Regions from separate parts of the Mus musculus genome. Here region 2 is linked to region 1. Evidence: chromatin contacts called from ENCODE Hi-C or POLR2A ChIA-PET data. All regions are on one chromosome and are shown on one strand. The core of a region is the stretch at or near the end of the contact, and the rest is flanking DNA. Distances in the headings are between cores, read along the strand shown.

Region 1 (4,458 bases), core at 687-3,186:
GTTATATAATATAAAAACCTTGTTAACATAAATTTATTACTCACAACTTTCTAACCCACAGCTTCTTCCAGGTTTGTGAGGGCACTATTCGCAGGTATCGCGCACATGTTTTCTTTATTTATATCAGTTACCAAGTATTCCAAACAAGGATGACTCAGAAGCTTCAGGGCTTTGTGCTTAAATAAAGAAGACAACGGCTTCTGATCCCAGTTCCCAGACGAATGAACAATCATCCCATAAGGCTGCACACTACACTGGGAGATCACATCAGAATTTGAAACACTGGGAAGAATATTAACGCCTCAACAACTAACTGGTATGGTAGTCATGCAGAAAAACGTGCTGCTTTAAATAGTACAAACTTTATGAATGGCATGGAGTGCTTTATCAGGTATAATTATGAAGTTAATGGAGAGCAGAACACTGTAAGCAAAGAAATGTCAATGAGCAACAGCCTAAACAGGAGCTGTTTAACAAGAGTGACAGAACAGGAAACCAGCACCTGGGAACAACAACTGGCCGAACAACTGGACCTTCCCTATGCTACCACTACAAAGTGTTGGGCTTCAACTCTGCTTGACACCTAGAGCACTCCACCGGAGTCCATACAGCCACGGGTCACTTCAGGACAGAAAATGGAAACTAAGCTACTTGAGAAAGGCCTGACAATCCCTTGAATCAGCTAGTGAGCTCCTGGATATTCCTCATCAGGTGGGTTTTGTTCTCTGTTAGACTCCAGGGAAAACAGAAGAAACTATCAAAAGTGTATTCCACGGAAATCCCAGCTCACTTACGCTATCTCAACCACTAAGGAGTCAGGGATGTGGAAAAAAACAGCAATGGAGAGAGAGAGAGAGAGAGAGAGAGAGAGAGAGAGAGAGAGAGAGAGAGAGAGAGAGAGAGAGAATGTAGATAATTTTGTAGTAGTCAAGAAAACCAGTATCTGGAGATGGCTCAGTGGTTAAGAGCTCTGCATCCCTTGTCAGGCACTTGGGAGGCAAAGGCAGGGATGAAGGTTGGGGGCCGGGGTGTCTCTGTGAGTTCCAGCCTAGTCTACAAACTGAATTCCAGGACTTCCCCGGGCAGGTACAGAGAAACTCTGCCTTGAAAATCAACATACTGAGAGTGTTAGTGGTGGTGGCAGAGGTAGGCCGATCTTTGAGTTCGAAGCCAGCCTTGTCTACACATCAAGTTCCAGGGTAACCAGGGCTACACAGACAAACCCTGTCTTGAAAAAAAAACAAAACGAAACCAAAGTAAAACAAAACAACACCCCCCCCCCCAAAAAAAAGGGCAGAAAACAAACTGATTTTACTTTCAGGCTGTAACATTGTTATTTATTTTTGGGCCAATTAATTAGTGGAAAGCACTATATTTCAGGTAAACACGAGTCTGAAAAACGAGTCTTGAAAGTTTTAAAGACTTGACGCCACATCTACACGATCACTTTAGTAGGGGACCTAGTGCAGCGGCCATAGAGAAATGGGTTCGGTAAGAACATACAGGAGCTGGGGAGGCAGGCAGGGGCCCAAATCTGTTTCTAGCCGGTTTACCTTCCATACCCGGATCAATTAAACTAATCCCAGAGCCAGGCAGTCTCCTTAACGGCTGGCCCTGGAAGCAATAAGGGGGGGTGCGGGGCCTTCCCGCGGGAGTTTTGAACGGGCTCCGCGTCCTCCTTCCGCGGTCCCCCGGGGCAGGGCGCTCCGCGGCCGGTCGTGGCCGGCGGGCCTGAAGGCGGAGAGAGCAGGACTTACCAGGAGGTCGCAGCACCTCCCCAGACCTAGGTGAGGCTTCTTCTGCTTTAAGGTGCGCTTGAGGAAGGCGCGGGGCGCCTTGCGCTTTACCCGCCTAGTGACTGTGGTGGAGGGCGCCATCCTCGCGGCCCGTCGCACGTCAGGGCCGCTCACCACAGACTGACACGCCACTTGCCTCCCCACACCGCCGAGTGGTCGATTTGAATTGGCCGCCGGACGGCGCACGGCTGTGACGTCACTGAAAACCACACCCACCGCAGCACCGGAAGCGCAGGCTGGAGGATGGACTCCTCAGGAAAAGGGTGTGTCCTGCGAACCCACTGCTTCAAGGTCTCTAAGGCTTGCTTTGCTGTTTTTGTCTGTAGTTTTCTATGGTGCTGTAGTTCGACTCTTGGTTCCATACAAAGGATGAGAAATTGTGAAAATAGTCAATAAGCCCAGTAAAACCCTTCTGTGCTCACCAAGCTATCCATATAGCAACTGGATTCTAATGAATAAGAAAGTAAATGAAAGAAGTTTGTGTTTTATTAGGAACTTAGGCCCGATTTTTTGATATTACCAATAAGCAATGTATATTTTTATATTATTGCATTTGGCTTTGCATGAGATTCTTTTTTTCTTACACCAGATTTTCCTCACAAATGCTCTCCCTTCATTGTTCCCTCCCTTAATTTCCCTATAGCTTTCAAATATACTTTCTTTTTCTTTTATTGAAAATAGATTTCTTTTTCATAAGCTGTATTCTGATTGCAATTTCCCCTCTCCTACCAGCTCCAAAATGCTCCGAATTTCTGTTCCTATTCACATCAATACCCTTTCAGTCTCTCCTCAGAAAACAAAACGGGATCTAACAAATAGTAATAAAATAAAATAACAAAGCAAAAACAATCACAAGAGGGAAAAAAAACAGAAGAAAAAGAGCCAAGGAAAAACCACAAGAAAGCATTTAGAGGCAGAAGCACACATTTGAGCACCTAAGCATTCAATAAAAATCACAAAAGCAGAAGCAATATTATATATTCTTTTTTGCCATATAATCTTATATTTATTTTCATTCATATAGTAATGAGGCTACTGCAAGCCAATTCAGATATTGTCTTTAAAATACTGTGGTGTCAAAAAAAATAAGCCTACAAAATGCAATGTCTGTTCTTGTGTGTACACTGCATCCCCAGCTAAATACCTGTGTGCCAATTAAATGGTATTAAGAGATATGGAAGAAATTGATCCTATTAAAAGATTTTATCAAGAAGTTTATAATTCTTCAAAGTTTCAGAGGCTCATCAGACAGGAAAGACATAAATGTTGCTGGCGCTTGCATTTAAATCTCCAGGTCAAAACCACAGTCATTTTCCCCATGAACACATCATTTTAGGTCTTTCTTGACTTCTTCTGTCAGATTCCTAGGACATTCATTCTATCAAAAATGTTCTCTTTTTTTTTTTTTTTGCCTTTTTTTATTAGATATTTTCTTTATTTACATTTCAAATGCTATCCCTAAAGTTCCCTATACCTTCCCTCTGCCCTGCTTCCCTACTCACCCATTTCCACTTCTTGGCCCTGGCATTCCCCTGTACTGGGGCATATAAAGTTTGCAAGACCAAGGGGCCTCTCTTTCCAGTGATGGCCAACTAGGCCATCTTCTGCTACATATGCAGCTAGAGACACGAGCTCTGGGGATACTTATTCGTTCATATTGTTGTTCCACCTATAACGTTGCAGACCCCTTCAGGTCCTTGGGTGCATTCTCTAGCTCCTCCATTGGGGGTCCTGTGTCCCATCTTATAGATGACTGTGAGCATCCACTTCTGTAATTGCCAGGCACTGGCACAGCCTCACAGGAGACAGCTATATCAGGGTCATGTCAGCAAAATCTTGCAGGCATATGCAATGGTGTCTGGGTTTAGTGGCTGATTATGGGATGGATCCCCAGGTGGGGTAGTCTCTGGATGGTCCATCGTTTCGTCTTAGCTCCAAATTTTGTCTCTGTAACTCCTTCCATGGGTATTTTGTTCCCTATTCTAAGGAGGTATTAAGTATCCACACGTTGGTCTTCCTTCTTGATTTTCTTGTATTTTGCAGATTGCATCTTGGGTATTCTAAGTTTCTGGGCTAATATCCACTTATCAGTGAGTGCATATCAAGTGACTTCTTTTGTGATTGGGTTACCTCACTCAGGATGACATCCTCCAAATACATCCATTTGCCCAAGAATTTCATAATTTCATTGTTTTTAATAGCTGAGTAGTACTCCATTGTGAAAATGTACCACATTTTCTGTACCCATTGCTCTGTTGAGGGACATCTGGGCTCTTTCCAGCTTCTGGCTATTATAAATAAGGCTGCTATGAACATAGTGGAGCATGTGTCCTTATTACAAGTTGGAACATCTTCTGGGTATATGCCCAGGAGAGGTACTGCTGGATCCTCTGGTAGTACTATGTCCAATTTTTTGAGGAACTGCCAGACTGATTTCCAGAGTGGTTGTACAAGCTTGCAATCCCACCAACAATGGAGGAGTGTTCCTCTTTCTCCACATCCTTGCCAGCATCTGCTGTCACCTGAACTTTTGATCTTAGACATTCTGACTGGAGTGAGGTGGAATATCAAGGTTGTTTTGATTTGCATTTCCCTGATGGTTAAAAATGTTGAACATTCTATTTCATGTGCTTCTCAACCCTTTGGTTTTCCTCACTTGAAA
Region 2 (4,458 bases), core at 575-3,074, 1.1 Mb after region 1:
GTGCTGTCAGACCACAGTCTAAGAATGGAGTTGAGCAAGGGGAATCTTGAGTGCTTGTGAGAAAACTCCAAGAAAACAAGGCAAGAGTCTTATGACCACAGCTTCTTGAAACCCCAGAATCGTTCTTGGATTGTGTTTTTTGTACTCCTCCCAAGTATAATGGATAGGAGTGAGTTATTTCAGCTGATATTCTTCATGTGCATCTATGAAAAAAAACATTTTCTTGTCACATATGGCTTGTCTTTGTCATCAAATACTTTACTCATTTGAATCTTCTTAACCCTCAGAGTACAAATTGCTGGATGCTCTGACTAAAGAGCCCCTACTCTCCCAAGTTCACACTGTCAAACTAGGGTGGTGAGCAAGGTGCTATTTAAGATATTCTACTTCCATAAAGTCCTATTTATGATTTCCAGAAAGTTTTATACTCTAAAAAGCCACTTTCACAGGCATTTTTACTGCGATAACACCTGATTCAAACACTCTGATTAGAGTGACTAACAGTATGATTTATAGGGAGAAAGCAGATAGGGACTATATATAAAACCAGGAATAGGGCTTTCTACACCTAGGACCTTAGCATAGCAAGGCAGCCTGGTGGTGCTGGCATTTGAAGCTTGTGCTTTATAGATAACACAAACCACTCACCTACTTCAGTGCTGGAGAGCACTTGGGACCTCATGCACAGCTACACTACACTGCCAACTTTTCATTTCTTCTGTAGAGCTGACTTTAGAATCCTGGATGCTGCTCATGGATGCTACTTCAGTGCTGGAGAGCACTTGGGACCTCATGCACAGCTACACTATACTGCCAACTTTTCATTTCTTCTGTAGAGCTGACTTTAGAATCCTGGATGCTGCTCATGGATGCTGCCTCAGGGTTCTGTAGAATCTACTGAGCAACATTCTATACCAACATTATGCTATGATGACTATACATTTTCTAGTATAGTTCCCGGTATAGTATTCGGGCTCATATGGAAGAGGTGGTAGGTATATCAAGTAGTGAGAAACGAGAACAGACAATGGTTCATTAGAACCATCACCTTTTAGGGCCCTGTAAATAAATAAACCTACTTTGTTACAAATAAAATTGGAATTCCTTTTTATTTCTCTTTCTTCTTGAATCTTATTCATATCCTCGACTCCCTCTGCTTGAATTTGTCCATATCCATTAACTGCATTTAAAAGTTTGTACCATCAAATTGTCAATGGAAACTAGTCAGGTAGTCCTGGAAGATCCTGATCAGTTTCCTGGCAGAATGGATGCTTGTGGTTTCACCATGGGCTTCCTCTTACTAGCCCATTTCCTGCTTCCTCCAAAGTTTCCTGGTATGTCTGCCAAGCATTGCCTCCCTTCACAGGCTTGCCCAGTGCCTTTGTTAAACTGGTTAAGCGAAGCTTCTTATAGCTAGCTCTTCCTGCCAATCAGACACTGGGCTTCTAAGAAGCAAGGTTTGCAGGCATTATCCAGCTTCATCCTCCTTAGGCCTTTCTGCCCTTAGCGTCAAGCTGCGATTCCTGTGAAAGTTGATGGTTACTTGGGCAGAGACCATCCAAAGTCTGAGCACAGACCTTAGTACAGAGAAAGTGCTCTACCAAAGGAGGAAGTGGGGCTGTGAGGAGGAGCCAAAGGGTGGGGAGGAGCTGAAGGAGGGCGGGGAGGAGCTGAAGGAGGGCGGGGAGGAGCTGAAGGAGGGCGGGGAGGAGCTGAAGAAGGGCGGGGAGGAGCTGAAGGAGGGCGGGGAGGAGCTGAAGGAGGGCGGGGAGGAGCTGAAGGGGAATGGGGAGGGGCTTGAGGTTGACACCGCCCAGCTCTTATGCACTTCAGCATGGCTTTGGCCTCGTCCGGCTCTGGAGCCGGGCTGTTGCGTTTTCTGCGTCTAGTTGGGCAGCTCAAGGTGAGCGGGTGGGATCGGCTTGGCCGGGAGGCGGTGCGGCCCAGCTCAGGCACCGACCTCACGCAACCTCCCTCGCTCAGCCCGGCGTTGCTGGCGGGTACGCAGCCGAGGCTGGACCGGGGACTCGTGCACGCTCCATGCCCAGCGCGGCCACAACCCAGGCCATGGCGATGCTGCGGAGCGGCAGCGGAAGGCAGGAGCCGAAACCCCTGCACGTAGGCTGTGGAAACCTTCCTCTATCACCGTGACTTCCGGAACTGTTGGTTTCAGTAAATCGGTTTCAGCGTGCACCAGCCCTTGCTTGGCAGAGCTTGTGCAGAGCCCCCTTTGTTCCAAGATGAGCTGTTCTGTAACACTGCGACTATTTGTGAAATTCGTTAGATGCATAGAACTCCCAGAGAAAATGCAGACTTACACAGGTTGAGAAGTAGTGAAAGGCTTGACTGCCATGGAAACTCCTCCAAGCCATCTGAGTTAGAATTGGAGAGTCTGTCACATGTTGCATGTACAAAATATTCTATTATTGTATGAAATGAGTTTTTGGACGGCACAAACCTACTACTCTCATAGTTAGGAATAATACTGGGGCTTTGCTTTGCATTTTTCCTAACTACACCACAGATGAACAGCACAGGCTGGCAGCCTGGAACTTGGGTCTTCACCTGTTGAGTTCTTAGATTCCAGGCGTGTACCACCAGGCGTACCACCAGTTTTGCTTTTATGTCTAAAAACTTTTTGTGTATTATCCCATAGTTATACTTCACTAGCACAGAGTAAAGACTATTGGACTTTTGTATACTTTTGAACATTTTTGTATATTTGTGAATTGTCCACTCACTAGTGAGATTTCAGATTTTTATCGATATGATTAGTTTAAATGAAACATTTTTAAAAAAATAGGTTTGAAACCACGACTCAGCTGACATGTGGCTCTGTGGCCATTCTCTGGCATTTTCTTGAAGAGCACCTGTCATTTTTTGTTGTTGTTCCCAGGGATAGTGTTTTGTTTAATTCCTTATCTTATTTATTAGAGAGTTCCACGGACTGGCTGGGTATACAGAAATGTCGAAAAGCCAGAAAGCGTGTCAGATCACATGTACCGGATGGCAGTTATGGCCATGGTGACCAGAGATGACCGTCTTAACAAGGATAGGTAAGTTATTTGAACATTGATGCTTATGAAGGTTTCTGGACTCTGTGTGAGGATGACTTCAGTTGTAAACTATAGTAAGTTTTCTGTTACATTCTGCGTTGGTCTCAGGGGAAACAAGTGAGAAGTTAGGGCCTTAAAGGGTGAATATGTGTGAATTGTATCTTTGCATTAATTAGTATTTACTTGGCTTTGAACTATCTGCTTTTATGAATAATGATAGCCATTTCTGAGGCCATATTGTTGAACTAGTGTGGCAATAACTACATAGGAGCTATAAAGAGTTAGCATCTCTTTAGATCATCAGCAAGTTTTTGTTTTTGTTCTTTTTAATGCTTGATAATCACAAGACAAGAGTTTACAAAGAAGACAGCAAATGAATTGCACAGGACTGATGTGGCTTCAATAAAAATTACAAAATAAGTTAGGGTAGGAAATTAGCCAGTTGTTCCAGTAGCAGGGAAGATCTCATGTTCTTGGTTGGTCTTCACGGGTTAGATGGCATCTGAGCTAAGTGACATAGGTTAAGAAGTAGGGAAAGGCTTTGCATATAGAGTGTCCAGAAACAAAATCCTGGTGGTGAGAAGGTAATGGAGTACTTTGGGGAATAAAAGGAAGTAAGGTTGACTACAGGGATGTTTTTGGGGAGCCCAGCAAGTCCTGTTGCTCTGCAGATAGAGTAGAACTTAGGGAACTTAGAAACAAAAACCACAAGACAAAAATGAAAAGTCAATTGGAGATATGAATGAAGTTGGTTAGAGATTTTGACCTGGACCAGAAAAAAAAAAAATGGAGGTGGGAAACCTAGGAGGCTTTGAGACCCTTTGTTGAGTATTAAGACTGAAAAATGCCAGCCATTCTGGGGCACCTGCCTCATTATTTGCACCTGCCATTCTGATGATTATTCTCATAGCCATGAGTTAAATGATCAGTATGGAATGAGAACATTATTTAATGTAATTTTCATGTCTCCCCTATGAAGTACTTCCCTCTATCCCCTGTTAGTGATTCTGGGCATCACACTCAGGACCTTGTGCATGGTAGGCCAGTACACTACAAGCTGTAAGGTCAGTAGCCTTACCATACAAATTCAAAACCCTGTCAGTTCAGCTGCATCCATTACCATATATATTGACTGTTTTGGCAATAGGACATTGGAGTTCTAAATTTTGTGTAAGTAAAACATCTCCTGACTTTGTGGAACCTCCTAAAATGAGCATTTGTAAAATCAGCCATTTTTTTTAAAAGTCAGTTTATCCTATACTCTGTTAGACCATACAGATAGATAGTATTGTGTTAAGTATTTATAAGCAATTCTGATTCAGTACTAATATAGGTTGGTAGAGTATAATTAGTTTAGAAAGTATCGTATTAAAATAGTCTATGGGGGAGAGAAAGAAAAATA

Evidence for each region. A loop is a pair of places that touch in the nucleus more often than their neighbours do. ChIA-PET counts read pairs that join two places held with the same protein, here RNA polymerase II (POLR2A).
Region 2: a map of regulatory T cell shows a loop between it and region 1 (4-fold over the local background). The contact joins the promoter of Hddc2 here to the promoter of Cenpw in region 1. A Hi-C loop is called at or near these places in 4 of 37 maps with a recorded cell type or tissue (T-helper 2 cell, regulatory T cell and v-Abl transformed pro-B cells). POLR2A ChIA-PET finds 5 or more read pairs at or near these places in 1 of 5 experiments (Patski).

The regions. Positions count from the first base shown.
Region 1 is chr10:30,198,604-30,203,061 of GRCm38, forward strand. It overlaps Cenpw (centromere protein W), which reads right to left and starts at 1,937. Exons shown (of 3, transcript NM_001109747.1): 1 at 1,758-1,937. The coding sequence starts at 1,877.
Region 2 is chr10:31,311,581-31,316,038 of GRCm38, forward strand. It overlaps Hddc2 (HD domain containing 2), which reads left to right and starts at 1,825. Exons shown (of 6, transcript NM_027168.2): 1 at 1,825-1,903; 2 at 2,935-3,056. The coding sequence starts at 1,835.